Regions from separate parts of the Homo sapiens genome. Here regions 1 and 2 are each linked to region 3. The links are chromatin loops, found by intact Hi-C in ENCODE. Cell type or tissue: HCT116. All regions are shown on one strand.

The links. A loop is a pair of places that touch in the nucleus more often than their neighbours do. Peaks named below come from ENCODE experiments on the same cell type or tissue, not always from the same donor. Only the 100,000 strongest peaks of a DNase experiment are listed, where the experiment ranks them.
Region 1: a loop joins it to region 3, with 9 times the contacts of the local background. A loop is called at or near these places in 17 of 110 quality-filtered maps.
Region 2: a loop joins it to region 3, with 12 times the contacts of the local background. A loop is called at or near these places in 57 of 110 quality-filtered maps.

The regions. Positions count from the first base shown.
Region 1 is chr2:11,342,603-11,347,602 of GRCh38, reverse strand. ROCK2 (Rho associated coiled-coil containing protein kinase 2) reads left to right here and starts at 2,967. Exons shown (of 33, transcript NM_004850.5): 1 at 2,967-3,607. The coding sequence starts at 3,467. It overlaps LOC124907733 (a long non-coding RNA gene), which reads right to left and starts at 2,091. Exons shown (of 2, transcript XR_007086216.1): 1 at 1,914-2,091. RefSeq lists silencers at 2,483-2,642, 2,713-2,782, 2,923-3,652. In HCT116, no CTCF peak of the experiment used is centred here; DNase peaks (open chromatin) are centred at 2,262, 2,812, 3,942 and 4,632; H3K4me3 peaks cover 3,267 bases; H3K27ac peaks cover 3,473 bases.
Region 2 is chr2:11,581,976-11,586,975 of GRCh38, reverse strand. It overlaps GREB1 (growth regulating estrogen receptor binding 1), which reads right to left. Exons shown (of 33, transcript NM_014668.4): 8 at 1,702-1,815; 9 at 1,071-1,214. It also overlaps the pseudogene RN7SL674P. Among named protein-coding and RNA genes, the nearest start is that of MIR4429, 44 kb to the right of the region's middle. RefSeq lists a silencer at 2,471-2,560 and an enhancer at 3,939-4,233. In HCT116, CTCF peaks have their summits at 2,531 (motif pointing right) and 4,088 (motif pointing right); DNase peaks (open chromatin) are centred at 2,585 and 4,085.
Region 3 is chr2:11,130,396-11,135,395 of GRCh38, reverse strand. It overlaps CIMIP5 (ciliary microtubule inner protein 5), which reads right to left and starts at 2,268. Exons shown (of 3, transcript NM_001371321.1): 1 at 1,805-2,268. The coding sequence starts at 2,061. It overlaps FLJ33534 (Putative uncharacterized protein FLJ33534), which reads left to right and starts at 3,220. Exons shown (of 9, transcript NR_040080.1): 1 at 3,220-3,381. RefSeq lists an enhancer at 4,613-5,000. In HCT116, a CTCF peak has its summit at 2,608 (motif pointing left); DNase peaks (open chromatin) are centred at 2,345 and 2,605; H3K4me3 peaks cover 1,101 bases; H3K27ac peaks cover 408 bases.

The DNA of each region.
Region 1 (5,000 bases), 210 kb before region 3:
GAAGTGGGAGGACTGCTGGAGCCCTAGAGGTGGAGGTTGCAGTGAGCCAAGATCTCTCGTGCCACTGCACTCCAGCCTGAAGGACAGAATGTAAACCTGCCTCCAATAAATAAATAAATAACAGGTTGGCAGCATCTGTATTTACAGTATGCCTACCCTTTGTTATGACAATTCCACTTTTAGGAATCTATACTATTCAAATATGAGGATACGAGGATGTCAATGGATCATTTTAACAGTGAGAAAATATTAATAATATCTAGCATTGATTGAGGGCCAGCACATTTCTAAGCACTTTATAACAAATATTGTGAGGACCCCGAGACACAGAGGAGTTAGGTAACTTGCTCAGGGTCACATGGCAAGTGTGTGTTTGGGGCAGGATTTTGGCAATTGTTTCTTAACCACTATGCTCTCGAATAGAGAATAATTACAGTGTGGCACATCCAAACTGGGGAGTAGAGGACAGCAGGTAAGCGGAATGAAGCAGATCTCTGCCTATAGACATGGACACGCCTCTAGGACATATTAGTAATGAAGGGAAAAAACCAAGTTGCCAAACACCATGATATGGTATAATTTCATGTCTGTGGGGAAAAGGTAACATGTATCTATAATACATATGTATGAGAATGGCCAAAGGCCTTGAGTGATATAAGAATGTATGTGGAAATATAGTCAGAACAGTAAATTTTAGATTATGTTCCATATATTTCTGGTTCGTTTGAACTTTTACAAGAATGCATTTGTGCATTACTTTTGAAAACAAGAATTGTTGTACTAACCTCCTCCTTACCCTTACCCCATCCTGCAAAAAGGTTTAACTCATATCAACAGATTCATTTTCTCTTCTTCCAGGTAGACAATGGGATAGGTCTTGGGTAAAAATCTTCTGTACCATGGCTTTTTCTGGTCTATATAAATAAGTATATGTAGAACATGCCCAGGATATATATCTTGTTGATCACTACTCTTAAAATAAGGTTTTCATGTTCGGTATTTGGACCATGGCTTCCTGTTATTCCACCAAGCTACATACAAATATACAACCAGTCAAAATTAATTTGGAAACTGAGAACCACAGTGTTTTTTTTTTTTTTTTTTTGAGACAATCTCACTCTGTTGCCCAGGCTGGAGTGCAGCGGTGTGATCACAGCTCACTGCAGCCTTGGCCTCCTGGGCTCAATGGAGGAGGCCTCCAACTCAGCCTCAGGGGGAGCTGGGACTACAGGCACAGGCCACCACGCCCCGCTAGACAGAGTGCTCCTTTTGCCTTGCATATTATTTTGTCATCAGAAAAATAATCCATAATCATAGATTATCTCATTATTTTGCTCCAATGCATAAGTGGGAGTGTCTAGCTCCCTCTGTTCTCCTGGTGGCCTCTGTGGAGGTCTGAATGAGTAGCTCAATACACAGACTTAAAGGACTCTCTGGATGTGAAGTCAGTGTTACTATCTGAAAGGGAAAAGCTGCATTGGATGGATCATCGGGGCCTCTTCCTGCATGAGTCCAGCTAGGGGTGGTTTTAACTAACCTAAAACCAAAGAAGAGGCTCCAACTAATCCAATGGTTTGGATCAAAATGCAACTTTTACAGGGCTGGGGCTTCACCCTATCTTCGGGTTTATCTCTGACATGCCAGGGAGACAGTTCTTAACATTCTTATTACTTAATGGATATCAGATTGTTGCTTTTCGGAGTGGTTTTTCCATTTTTTGAAATTTAATTTGTTCTTAAGTATCTTTACAGAAAAAAATCCCATTTATTTAAGAAGTACTGTATTCTCTGGTTCTTATAGCTGCTCATTTTACATAGTTTTAGTGTGTACAAACGATTTTTTTTGTTTCATTTATTTCTAATATACCTTCTCATGTACTTGCCAAAATTTCATGTTTGACACAGTCTGCATACCTGCCAGGATTCTTGCTGTTAATGTGAAGGCGCCTGTTTGGGTTACTCAATTGTTGGACAACTGGGCCCATTCCCAGGTTTTGGTCATCACGAACATTGTGAATAGCCCTGCTGTTAACATCTTTCTGCAAGTTCTCCCCCTTCTTCGCCCTTTGGATCATTTCCTTGGAAATGTACTTCCTTAAATGGGTTTACTGGGTCAAAGGGGCTCTATGAACGGTTTTATAGCTCTTGGCACATAATTTTCGGATTGCGCCCTGGGCGGATCTAAGCGATGGCACCGGCCGCCGAGAGGGCAGGAATGCGGCGGAACGGTCCCGATAACCACCCCTCTTCCGCCCCCCAAAAGGAGAAGACCCCGCGAAGGCCTGCGGCTGGAAAGCCTTTTTCCGGTGCTCTCCCGTTCTCTTGAAGTGGTTAGTGTCTAAGCCGGGCAGAAACGCTTTCAGGATCCCAGGCCCTCCTGCCCCAGGACTAGGATTCCACCCGCCTCCGCTAATTCGGAATCCCAGACACCCAGGGCCCCCTCTCAGGCTCGCCTCGAAACCCCCGGCCCTGCGGCCCCTCGCGGGCGCCGAGCTCGGTCGCTATTATTTGGGCGCGGGTGAGGCGAGGCCCGCATAGCTGCGCGCTGAGTCAGCGGGGGCCGCGGCGGGGGGCGCGGCCGGGCTCCCCCCCAGCGCACGGTGCGCTGGGCCCGGCGTCTGGGGTTCCGCCTCGGGGCCGCGGGGTAGTCCGCGGGGTCCGGCGGGAGGGGCAGGGGGCGCGCGGAAGGACCCGGCCTGGGTGCGTCTCCCCTCCCCCAGCAGGAGCTCGGCCGTGACCGCGCGCCCGGCTATTCGCCTCAGAGAACCTCGCCAGGGGGAGGAGGCGAGGGCGGGCGAGGAAGGGGCGCAGAGGAGAAAGCGGAGCGGGACAGACGCAGGAAGGGAAAGAAAGGGAGGAAGCGCGGTGCGCGGGGCGGGGCGGGGCGGAGCGCGCGCAGGGCCGGCGGGGACGCGCGCCGGCGGCTGCGGGCGGAGGGGCTTGTGGGTAGCGGCGGCGCGCGGCCGGAGACGGGCGGCCGCGCGGGAGTGTGTGCGCCGGGAGCTGGCTGAGGGACTGCAAGGCGGCCGGCGGCGACCATGGCAGCGGGCCGGCGGCGGCCGTAGTGGCCCAGGCCTGGGCTTCAGCCTCCCGGGGCCCCAGAGGGCGGGGCGGTCCGGGCCGCGGCGGTGGCGGCGCCACTTCCCTGCTCCCGCCCGAGGACTCCTGCGGGCACTCGCTGAGGACCAGCGGACCGGCGGCGCGAATCTGACTGAGGGGCGGGGACGCCGTCTGTTCCCCGCCGCTCCCGGCAGGGCCGGGCCGGGCTGGGCCGGGCTGGGCCGGGCGGGCCCCTGGGAGCAGCCCCCAGGCGGGGGACCGCCTTGGAGACCCGAAGCCGGAGCTAGAGGCAGGCGGTGGGCCCGGGTGGAGTCCCGGCCGGAGCTGGTGGTTCGGGGGCGGTGCTAGGCCCCGAGGCTGCGGGACCTGAGCGCGAGGAGCCTGAGTGCGGGTCCAGCGGTGGCGGCATGAGCCGGCCCCCGCCGACGGGGAAAATGCCCGGCGCCCCCGAGACCGCGCCGGGGGACGGGGCAGGCGCGAGCCGCCAGAGGAAGCTGGAGGCGCTGATCCGAGACCCTCGCTCCCCCATCAACGTGGAGAGCTTGCTGGTAGGTGGCCGGGGCCTGGGAGCTTGCTCGTTGCAGCTCACACCTCAGATCCCCTCTCCGCCCAGCCCTCCGTGCCCGTCCGCCCGTGGGGAGGGGGAGGTCTTGCCCCACCCCGCCCTGCTTCCGGCAGCCGGGGCCGGAGACCAAACGATTCTGTCACCGAGTTCCAAGAGTAGTGACCCGCCTTTGATTCCTCCCTCTACCTCCTGCTGGAGCCAGTGTCATCCCCGGCTGCTCCTTTCTTGCAGCACTGGGAGGAAAACACCCCTCTTCTCCTTCCGCCTGCCCACTCTGGGGAGGTGGGTGGAGGACTGGCCATGCTTCATACACCAGGTTAGCTGATTTGAAAGTGTCATGCTACGTGGGGACTTGGTGCGAGCGAGGGAGAAAGAAACCTGATGCTGTCCCTGTTGCGAGTACTCACTGGGGTACATGACAAAGAGCCGCCCTCACTCTCTCCTTTTAGTCTGAAATCTTGGAACACACAGCTAAAGTTTTGCTGTTTTCACTTGCGTTTGAGCATTCCATACTTGCTATTTAGTGCATTTTAATTGCTGTAAATTTAATTCCCTGAGATTATTGCGCCAGAGCCAAAAAATCAGTCTGAATTGTGGAGTGGAATAAATCTGTCCTCTTCATTGCGTCTCTTTCCTATAACGACCTTTGAAATCCAGATTAATAGCACCGTAAAGGCTGCTAATTGGCTCTTGGTTAAGAAAGGAGCATGTTTTACAAAATAGAAATGCACCGTAGAATGCTGGCTTATTTCTTATTTTTGTTAGGATAGATGATTGTATTTCGCAATTTGAGTAGTGTGCAGTGTAGATGCATTTATGGGAAAAGGGGGTGTGGACTTTTACCCTGGGGAGGGGAAGAAAGGTGAAAACGATACTCTGTGTATTAAATTGACTCTGGAAGACTAGAACTAGGGTGGGAGGTCCTTAGATCCGTTAGACATTCTGTGCTGGAATGCAGATGTTTAGTTCTATTCCCTCCTGGAATAAACCTTACTGTATGATGAGAAAAACTGCCTCCTCCCTTTCCAGGGACGGACGGACTGGCTTTTGGTCAGAGGCGGTTGGTTATCCTTTGAGGTTTCAGGCATCGTTTGCAGAGTGACTCAGTCCTGTTTGGTCAAAATGCAGGAACTGACTTTAGCTATATAGTGTCTTTCTGCACAGTGTACAGAAAGTAATGAATGATGTGCTATATTGTGTCACATGTGTTTGATGTTTTACTGTTTTTCGGGTTAATGTGTTGTTCCTATGTTTTAATGGGAGCAGTCTTTGAAAGTCTTTAATCGGGAGTAAGATTGCTTGCATGGATGGCATAGCTTTTCCTAGGCTAAAGCGGAGACTCTGGGCTGCACTCCCAGCATTTTCACTTTGGTATT
Region 2 (5,000 bases), 450 kb before region 3:
CTGTTTCCTGAGCACCGTGGTCTTCGGGCCTACCACAGACACGCCATGGCCACGTAAAAAAACACACACAACATGACTGAAAGAATGTTGGTCTTCATTTGAGGTAGACAGTGGGGCCCAGTGGAACTGCCTCGGTCATTGGTCCTGCGTCATGCTAAGGTCGAAACTCAGAGTTGCACTCTACTTCCTGAATACCCCGTCCAGTTTTTGTGTTTTAGGAAAAAGACATGCTCTTTCTTATTTCTTAATTAACAGTAGGGTGCTTCTCTCACTTTCCTACAATCCTCTCTACTCTATCTACAAGCATGATACCAAATGCAATAATAACGTATTTAAGAGGGGCCTGCGTGCACGGTGTGTGTGTGCCGTGCCCACGCGTGTATGTATGTGTGTGTTGCCATGTGCCAGCCATTCTGGTGCCTACATATCACCAGCCAAGCCCTGCTGAATCCCCCCAGGGTTTCCCATTGCAACATCCCCAGCTTCATCAAAGAGATTTCTTCAGCTGAGCCAAAAGTCTACCCCCACGTAGCGTACGTTAGCCCACTGCACAAAACAGATCAAATCTAATTTTGTTTGATGCTTCTACAGTGGTGACCACGGCTATCTTTGCCCAACCAAAGTAGATTTCATAGTCAAAAAATACTAGTGGCGTGGGTGATAACAGGAGACAACCCACCAGAGCGGAGCTCCTGCAGCCAGGGAGTGATTTGTTTTTTCCTAATCTTCGGCACTCAGCACCGGGTCTGGGACCACGGCAGAAGCTCAATGAAGCTGAGCAAACGAAGGAAAGAATGAGTGAACAGGCAAATAGACTTCATGGCAGGGAATCATTTCACCTGGACCCACTGTGGAAAGTTGTGACAAGCTCCATCATTCTTGGCATCTGATCAGGGGCTGAGCTAGTGACTGGCTCTGCCTTGTTCTTTCCTTGCCCTGGAAAGCATTTTAGGTTTGTCTCAGGAGGATACCCTTGGAGTCAGACCGGGATGAGGTCTCGCTTTTGCCTGTTTCTCATGCCTTCCTTTAGGTTCTCCCATCCCCACGACTCGGTGCACTGCTGTACTTGCCTTTAAATATCACTGGCTTGGCCTTGCATATTTTCAGCAAGTTGTCAGGAACAGACACTGGTTCTCCAGAGGCCACCACTGGAAAGGTGACTGAAGCTGGTCCCACCAAGCCAACCTGCGGCACGCAGGACATGCCTGCGCTCTCTAGGAACACCCAAGAATATTAGTGAAAACATCAGACAAGGCATCCACCTCTCACATACCTGACATCAGGCCAGCCAGCAAATCTGCTACCCTCTGACCAACGTCCCTGATTACAGGAGCACCAAACTCTTAGAGTCACAGATTCCTAAGGTCAACGGCACCTTTAAGTTCATTCCGCCCATCCTTCCCCCAGTAGTTCAGTCTCCTCTTCGATATCCCTGCCAAGTCATAAATAGCCCCTTTTAAAATTTCTCAAGGATCAGAGAACTCACTATCATACACGGATCCTAGACCTTGCAAAGCAATTTTAACATGTGAGAAAGAGGTCTTTTGTCACACCAAACTCTGCCTCCTTAGAACTCCCTCATCAGTACACACGCACATTCACACTCGTGCGCACGCACACACGCACACATACACACAACTGGCAGCAGCACTACCACCAGTACCCAAGTCTGGAATTCTGGGCAAGGCTGCCATCACTTACCATACTTAGCTCTGTTCCCACCACCTTGGGGGCAGCCACCATCTGGAGCTGATGGAGATTCTGGAGACCACCCTTTGTGGCGTTTTTTGGGGGGCCCGGAGTTTGACAAGATACCTAGACAATATTCAGAGTGTGGATTAGGCTATCACCAGGACAGGGCTCCAATAAAATTTACCCTTGGTTTGGAGAACAATGATCTGTTTTGTTTTGTTTTTTTTTTTCTAATCACAGATTCACGTGGGTTTTAAGGACCTAGTGAAATATCTATGCATAAGGAAATGTCAATTTTTGTAAATGTTTCATTCCGACCTGGACCGGTTCACCCCTCCTTAGGCAACCTGGTGGTCCTCCACTCCCGGGAGGTCACCATATTGATGCCAAACTTAGTGCGGACACCCGATCGGCATAGCGCACTACAGCCCAGAACTCCTGGACTCAAGCGATCCTCCAGCCTCAGCCTCCCAAGTAGCTGGGACTACAGGCACGCGCCACCGCGCCCGGCTGTAAATGTTTCATTCCAAAGTTGTGTGTGTGTCTAAACGATCTCTCTCTGAGCCCGAGCTCCTTCATCTTTAAAATAGGACACTAAATCCTACTCTGAAAGGTGGTTTGATCAGGACTAAAGAGAATGTATGTAGAGTGCTTTGTGCAACGAATTGTGGGGAGCTTGGACCCAATAAGGTAGCCAGAATTACCCACATCATCATCATCTTCACTACCATCATTATTGTTATCGACATATTCCAATACACTTCTGAAGGGCTGGAAGAGAGAAATATGTTTGTGCAGACAGGCGGCAGCAGTATTTGATCCACCACCACAGCTCCACCGCTTGGGGGCAGTACTGATCCACCTGTGCTCCCCTCCCTGCCCCAGCCTGGAAAGCTAATTTCAGACTCAAAAAAATCAAGTACAGAGCAGCGCATCCACTCCAATGAGTCATCCCCGCCCACTCTAGACAACAGCATGCTCATGACTCAAACTATCTTCGTGAATGGTTCAAAATATCAAGAATTGGTTTCCATAGTTTCTTGACTAACCAGACACAAAATTTCCCCTACATGCAGAGATTCATGTCTCAACTTCAACTGTACATTAAACTCAACCGGGAAACTTTTAAAACTCTGTCTGGATGCAATCTCATCCCAAGTAAACCAGAAGCCCAGCATGGGAGCAGGACCCAGGCATCCCAATATCTCAACGCTTCTTCTTGATTCTAACGCACAGCCCGGGTGGAGAAATACCAATCAGAGCAACGGTTCTCCAGGTGTGACCCGAGGCACTGCACAGAACCCCCATGGGCCTATTAAACCTGTGTGTCCCTGGGCCCTGCCTTGACCTCCAGAATCACATCTCTGGAAACGACAGTAAAAAAACACCATCCTTTGTAAGCCAGCCTGGTGATTTTTTTTTTCGAGACAGAGTCTCGCTCTTGTTGCCCAGGCTGGAGTGCAGTGGCGCGGCCTCAGCTCACTGCAACCTCTGCCTCCTGAGTTCAAGCGATTCTCCTGCCTCAGTCTCCCGAGTAGCTGGGATTACAAGCGCGCACCACCACACCCGGCCAATTTTTGTATTTTTAGTAGAGACAGGGTTTCACCGTGTTGGTCAGGCTGGTCTCAAACTCCTGACCTCAGGTGATCCGCCTGCTCAGCCTCCCAAAGTGCCGAGATTATAGGTGTGAGCCAATGCACCCGACCAGCCTGGTAATTTTTAAGCACGCTGCAGGGTGAGAATCATTGCTTTAGAGTCTCTCAAGAGTAAACAAAAAAAAAATTATCACTTCATTTGACTGACTGAAAGTAAACAAAAAGTTAAAAGCATAAAGTACTTTGTTTACAAAGAGCTTTCAAAGCCGTGGGCTCCTTTGGCCCTCCCAACAACCACTGACGCAGCTGCTGCTTTCCTCCTTCCTGTTTGCAGGGATGAGGCCTTAGACTCTGCAAACATCTGTCCCCAATTGCGATGGGAGACCCCCCACAGAGGCTAAGCAGCCAGCTCCTCTAAAAGCTCTACTGAACGACCAAAGGGGACAGGGCTTGGAATTGGATCTCAGTAAGGATTGAAGAGACGCAGATGTTTTCTCACTTTGGGAAGATAACCCTATAAATAGTTCTAAATAGACCCTAAGCCCGTGAGCTCTTCCCAAATGATGTCACCAGGAACTGCTCCCATGGTACCAATGTGGATCAACTATTTCTCAAAATGTCTCTTGGGGAGGTACTATTTGGCATTTTTTGGAGATGACTCATTATGTAGCCTGTTTGGTGCGGGACATTGTGCATCCTGCCCGCTCTGTCCCAGCACCAAATGCCAGTAAGACCCTGGGCCTGGGACAACAAATCCATCCTTTACCAGAACATTTCCTACCCCCGCCCCCAGGGGGCAGCACTTCTCCATTGCGAACCAGTGAGTGACAGGACTCTAGGCTTCAGTAAACTCCATGTGGTATTAGACGCAGTTTCTTAAAAATTGATTTTGAGCTCTCTCCCCAGAGCAGAGGAGAAGGCCCAGGAACTCCGACACTTCAGCTGTGCTCAACGCAACTCAACCCAGCCAGCGTCATGCCCTCTGGCGGAGCTCCCCAGCAGCTGGTACCAGCGGCTCCAAGATGCACATGACCAAGGCGCTGCCCTCGGGAACTGCACAGCGCCGAGGCCCCGATGGCCACATGTGGCTGCGGGACTGAGCCTGGGACGGCTGGGAGCCCCGTGAGCTCACAGGGGGCCCTCCTGCACAGAGCAGGTGCCCCCTGAACTAACCTCAGAAAGGCGATTTAATAGGCGGGTGGAGAGAGCAGCCCAGAGCCGGGACGCAGGCACAGAGCATGGAGACAGGAGGATGGGGCCATGGGGGTGGGGGAGCTCAACTGCCCAGGGTAGCCAAAATAGCAGGGAATGAGGTTCGGCAGGTGGGCTGGAGCCAGATTCTGGAACGGCTCGTGTTCCCCTAGGCAATTTGGAGGAGCTCCATCTCCCACACCCCTCCACGGAGCATGGCAAGGAAAATACAGTCAGTCCCACACAGAAGGCTTCCCAAGGCCACCTTCCCAGGTTCCCGGGCTGAAGGAGGCCCTCATCTCCCTGCTGTTCAGGGTGGAGGCTGGGGGTCCACAGACAGCCCAGAAGGGAGGCCGCAGCAGCGTGGCATCCCCAGCATCCTCATCCCCAGAGGTCCAGCTCTGCAGCCACAGGGTTGCCCCCAAATGCAGCACCGGCAGAGAAGCAGCAGTCCCTGGATGAAAGCAGAGGCTGCCTGGGGCTAGGCTGCTGCGGAGGACGGGACTCAGCTACTGCCTGGGT
Region 3 (5,000 bases):
ATGGCTGTTATCAAAAAACAAAAGACAATCAATGAGTGTTGGCCAGCGTGTGGAGAAACTGAAATGCTGAGATACTGCTGATGGGAATGCGAAATGGTGCCACTGCTATGCAAAAGACAATGGAGGTTCCTCAAAAAATTACAAATAGAGGTACCGTATAATCCTGCAATCCCTCCGATATGGTTTGAATGTTTGTTCTCTCCAAATCTCATACTGAAATGTGATCCCTAGTGTTGAAGGTAGGGCCTAGTGGGAGGTGTTTGGGTCACGAATGGCTTCGTGCCATCCTTGCGGTAATGGATGAGCTCTTGCTCTATTAGTTCACAGGAGAGAGCTGGTTGTTAAAAAGAACCTGACACCTCCTCTCTCTCTGTCTCTCTCTCTGTCTCTTGGTCCCTCTTACCATGTGACATGCCTGCTCCTCCTTCACCTTCTGCCATTATTGTAAGATTCCTGAGGCCCTTACCAGAAGCCAAGTGGATTCCAGGACTATGCTCGTACAGCCTGCAGAACTGTGAGCCAAATAAACCTCTTTATAAATTACCCAGCCTCAGGTGTTCCTTGACAGCAATGCAAAATGGACTAAGATATCCATTTTTGAGAATTTCTCCAAAAGAACTGAAATCACTCCCATGCCCATTGTAGCACTACACATAATAGTCAAATGTGGAAGCAACCTAAAAGTCCATTGACAAATGAATAAAGAAACTGCACACATATATACATTCACCCTTAAAATGGGAGGAAATTCTGCGATATGCAACAAGATGGATGAACCTGGAGGACAGGATACTAACAAAACAGACATGGAAAGTCAAATATTGCACAATTCCACTTCTATGAGGCACTGAAAATAGACTCCTGGAAGCAAAGACTAGAATGGTGGGTGCCAGAGGCTGGGAGGAGGGGGAATGGGGCGTTGCTAATCAACGGGTATGAAGTTTCAGTGGTGCAAGATGAATGCATCCTAGAATCTATCAGGCTGCTCACTTAAAAATGTAATCGAGATCATGCCATGTTCCCGCTTAAAATCCTGGATGGTGTCTCCTTTGGAAAAAATGCATCCAGACTTTTATAAGGGCTGGGGTGGCCCCCGCTGCTCCCCCTCATCCTGTGGCCTTCCTCACTCCCTGTGCCTCAGCTACACGAATTCTTTGTTTTGTTTTTTAGATACATCAAACTCTTGGCTCCTTCTCCTATTTCATGTCTCAGCTTAAATGTCTCCTCCTCAGAGAGGCCTTCAGCCGGCTCTGCCCCCGACCCTGAACTGTTTCCTTCTTACCGCTGGTCACACTTCATACAGATTTGTACTTGTTTGCTTCTCTGCTTGCTTTTTGGCTGCCCTGTCCTGAGTATGAAGGCTCGGTGGAGCCATGGCCAGGTCTGTCTAGTCCCTTGTTGCAGTCTGGTCTCGTTTCAGAGCGGCTCATGGGTATTTTTGGTTGAATGAATGCATGAAGGAGCATCCTTTCCCCGAGTCAGGTCAGACAGCCAGCTCCTCTAACCCAGACTAGGCCAGCAGGCTCCAGCTCAAGGGATTACCGGCCGCGTCGCAGTCGGAATGAACGAGGTGGGGCTGCTCTGACCCAGCGGCATCTGGTCTTGGCTTCCATCTTCCTCGCTTCTTAGGCTCAGGCTCGGGTCTGGCTCTGGGCTGGGCTGGTGACCCACCTTCCCCCGGGCATGCCATGCCCTCTGTCCCTCAGCCAGATCATTTGCCCTCCCATCTCCCTTTCTCCAAAACCTTCCCCAACTTGCAGTCAGGCTGCGGAGTCAGGGTGGAAAAGGGAGGGCAGGTACTCACCAGCGCTGCTGGCCCCGCCGCTCGGCCTCCAGGAGCTCCCGCCACAGCTGGTCCTGCTGCACGCCATCGCAGGCAGCTCCCTGAGCCACCCGCTGCGCCTTCAGAGCCTGGGGGGCCTGGCAGCCACCAGCAAGACCCCTGCTGGCCATAGGGCCACCCCGGGCAGCTGGGGAGACCGAGGCTGGTGGCCTGGTGGGGGGCAATCGGTACCCAGCTGATGTGGTTCTCTGGAGCCCAGGGGTGGGGTGGCTCCCCATGGTGCAAGTGTGTGTGTGTGTGTGCGCTTGTGTCAGAGAGAGAGAGAGAGAGACCTGTGCCTGAGCTCAGCTCAAACCTCCTCCTGGAACACTCTGTCCCTCCTAACCCCGGGAGAGCCTGGGCAGGGTCCTCCTCACTGTCCCTTTAGGCCTCGAGCTCAGAGTGGCCGATGGGGACAGGGCTCTCCGGGCTGGGGAGAGCATTTGAGCCCAGTTTCGTTTTGAACTCCCGCCTGTGCTGTGTTGACTGTTGTCCTGGGAACGGACAGCTCCTAGGAAAGGGGCGGGCCCCGTGTGTGTGTGTGTGTGTGTGTGTGTGTGTGTGTGTGTGTGTGTGATCTGAGCCCTAGGGCTGGGGGGCAGAGAGTTCCTGACTAGATGCCACGCCCAGTTCAGCAGCCCCCTACCCCAAGGCCGGAGTCCTCCGCACAGGGTGGGGGAGGGGGAGGGAGCAAAGCTGGGGCTCCTGGGGGCCACCCCCACCATTATTGCACTTGCTTCCGGCAGCCCGTCAGGCCGTGGGGCGATGTTAGTCCTGTGCTGCCCCCTCGTGGATGCTGCGAGGCTCGCAAGAAATGGTGGCCCTGAGGGCGCTTTGGGAATTGTGGATCAGGCATCAGTGTGAAGCTTCCTGCTTGTTTGGGAACGATGGCGGAAGTCATGAGCTTATGTTGGGCGAGGAAAATGAGTGCAATGCACTAGGAACATCCACTCTGTCTGCAAACCCAGAGCGTTCACACAGCACTCTGCTTTATCTGAGACCTCCCAGCCATGCCTTTCCAACGCCATTCTACAGATGAGGAAACTGAGGCCCTTACCGGCAAGATTAAGTGACCGCCCACGGTCACACAGTCAGTCACCAGCTGAAAGGAACAGTGAGAATCTGAGGGCTTATGGTCCGAGCCCTCAGCCCTGTTTCTGCTCTAACTGGGTACAACCAGGCTCCCTCCGTGGCAGCCTCTCCTGGTCTGGCTCAGCTGAGCTCCATGGACGCCCGCTGCTCTCATCACTTCTGCCTCCTGCACTCTCTGCTTCCGGTTCTCTGAGTTTTGTGCTGTTCCGGTAGGTGCTGGCAGATTCACAGTTCCTTCCACGCAGCTTCTCTGTGGGTCCATTCAGCTGGCGCGCTGCTTCCTATCTTTGTAAGGGAAGAGCTAAGTGCAGACAAAGCCCTGACGAATAGAGGCCTGCGCAGAGTGCCCGGGGTGCAGGGCAGCAGGGCAGCCAGTGAACCACTGAGCTCGCACTGTAGCCAGTCCTGTGTGCCCCTGCTGGATTCTGCTTCTATGAGGGAGGCAGCAAGGAGTTGGGACTTCACAGGTGAAAGGACTTGCCAGGTAGAAAAACTGGGGTGACCACAAAAGCTTGGATGCAAGAGAGAGCCTGGTATTTTGGGAGATGTGGGGGAGGAGACAAGGACGGGGGTGGCAGGGCACATGGGGGCAGGCCCCGGGGTATTTTCCACGGTATCCTGCACCCAGTGGGGAGATACCGATGGGCTGTGAGCCCCAAGGGAGCTGCAGGGAACAGAACCATCAGGACAGGGGCAAAAAACAGGTGAGGTCACCATTGCCATGGCGTGGTGTGGGTGAGCAGTGGCAACGAAGCCCCTACTGGGCTCGGGCGGAGGGCTGGCGTGGAGAAGACAGGGCTGAGAGCCAGGCCAGAAAGAGCTGCCAGCTTCGTCTTCCCACACTTGCATGAGGACGGAGCTGAGGGATGGGACCTTTTGGAAAAACATTAGTCTAAAATCAGAGCTGCAGGCCTGGGACTCTGTCTCTCCTCTGTTCCTCCCCTTGGAGCTGGGATGACACAGGGTGGCATCTAGTGACTTAAATTTTCCTGGTAAAGATGAGCACAGCAGGAGTGCGGCGGGGTGGGCCTCTGTGAGCTAGGACCCTGGGTCAGGCTTTTCTGAGTGCTGTTTTCGTGGAGGTGTCTGTGCTCCCTGCACTGCGACGACAGGTTCCTGCCATGCCCAAGGAGCAGCGGTTCTGGCTTCCCTGAACCCCCAGAAGGCATCCCGTGAGTGTCTTTAGAGAGGACGGTGTGTCCTGGGGGGTCCTTGCTGTGTGTCCTGGGAGGCTTTGTCAGGCTGACCGCAGGCTGTGGCCCTGAGCAGCTGGGAACAGCCATGCAGTTTGCTCAGATACCTCCAGCCCTGGCCACAGGCTCCAGACACAGGGACCAGGGCAAAAAAGGCCAGCAAGGGCATCTGTGACAAACCATCACAACTGATTGAGTTCCTGATGTATGTAGAGGCTGAATAGTTCAACGGATTTTTTTTTTTTTTTTTTTGAGACGGAGTCTCACTCTGTTGCTGGGGCTGGAGTGCAGTGGTATGATCTTGGCTCACTGCAACCTCTGCCTCCCAGGTTCAAGCGATTCTCCTGCCTCAGCTTCCCGAGTAGCTGGGAATACAGGTGTGCACCGCCACACCCAGCTAATTTCTTTTGTATTTTTAGTAGAGACAGGGTTTCACCATGTTGGCCAGGCTGATCTCGAACTCCTGACCTCAGTTGATCCACCTGCCTTAGCTTCCTAAAGCGCTGGGATCACAGGTGTGAGCCACCGCGCCCGGCTGGAGGTTGGTTTTTAAAAATTAAAATGTAATTTAAAAACCATTTCAGACCGAGAGTTGATAGAGGGCTGGACTGATGTGTGACAAAGCAAATACAATACAACGTAACTGCAGAATCTAGGTGGTGGGCGTATGGGTGGGCATATGTTGGGTGTCTGCCCTACCATTCTTTCAACTTTTCTGTATGTCCGAAAAATTTCAAAATAAAATGTTGAGGGGGAAAAAAAAACTCACCTGCCAGTCCAGGTCAGTCACTGCCAGTCTCTTTTTACATGTCCTTCTGCCTGGAAAAACATCCAAATTCACTCTGGGTGAGCCTCACTGCGCCCCAGCCTGGGAGGACCAACCCCGCCCTGCC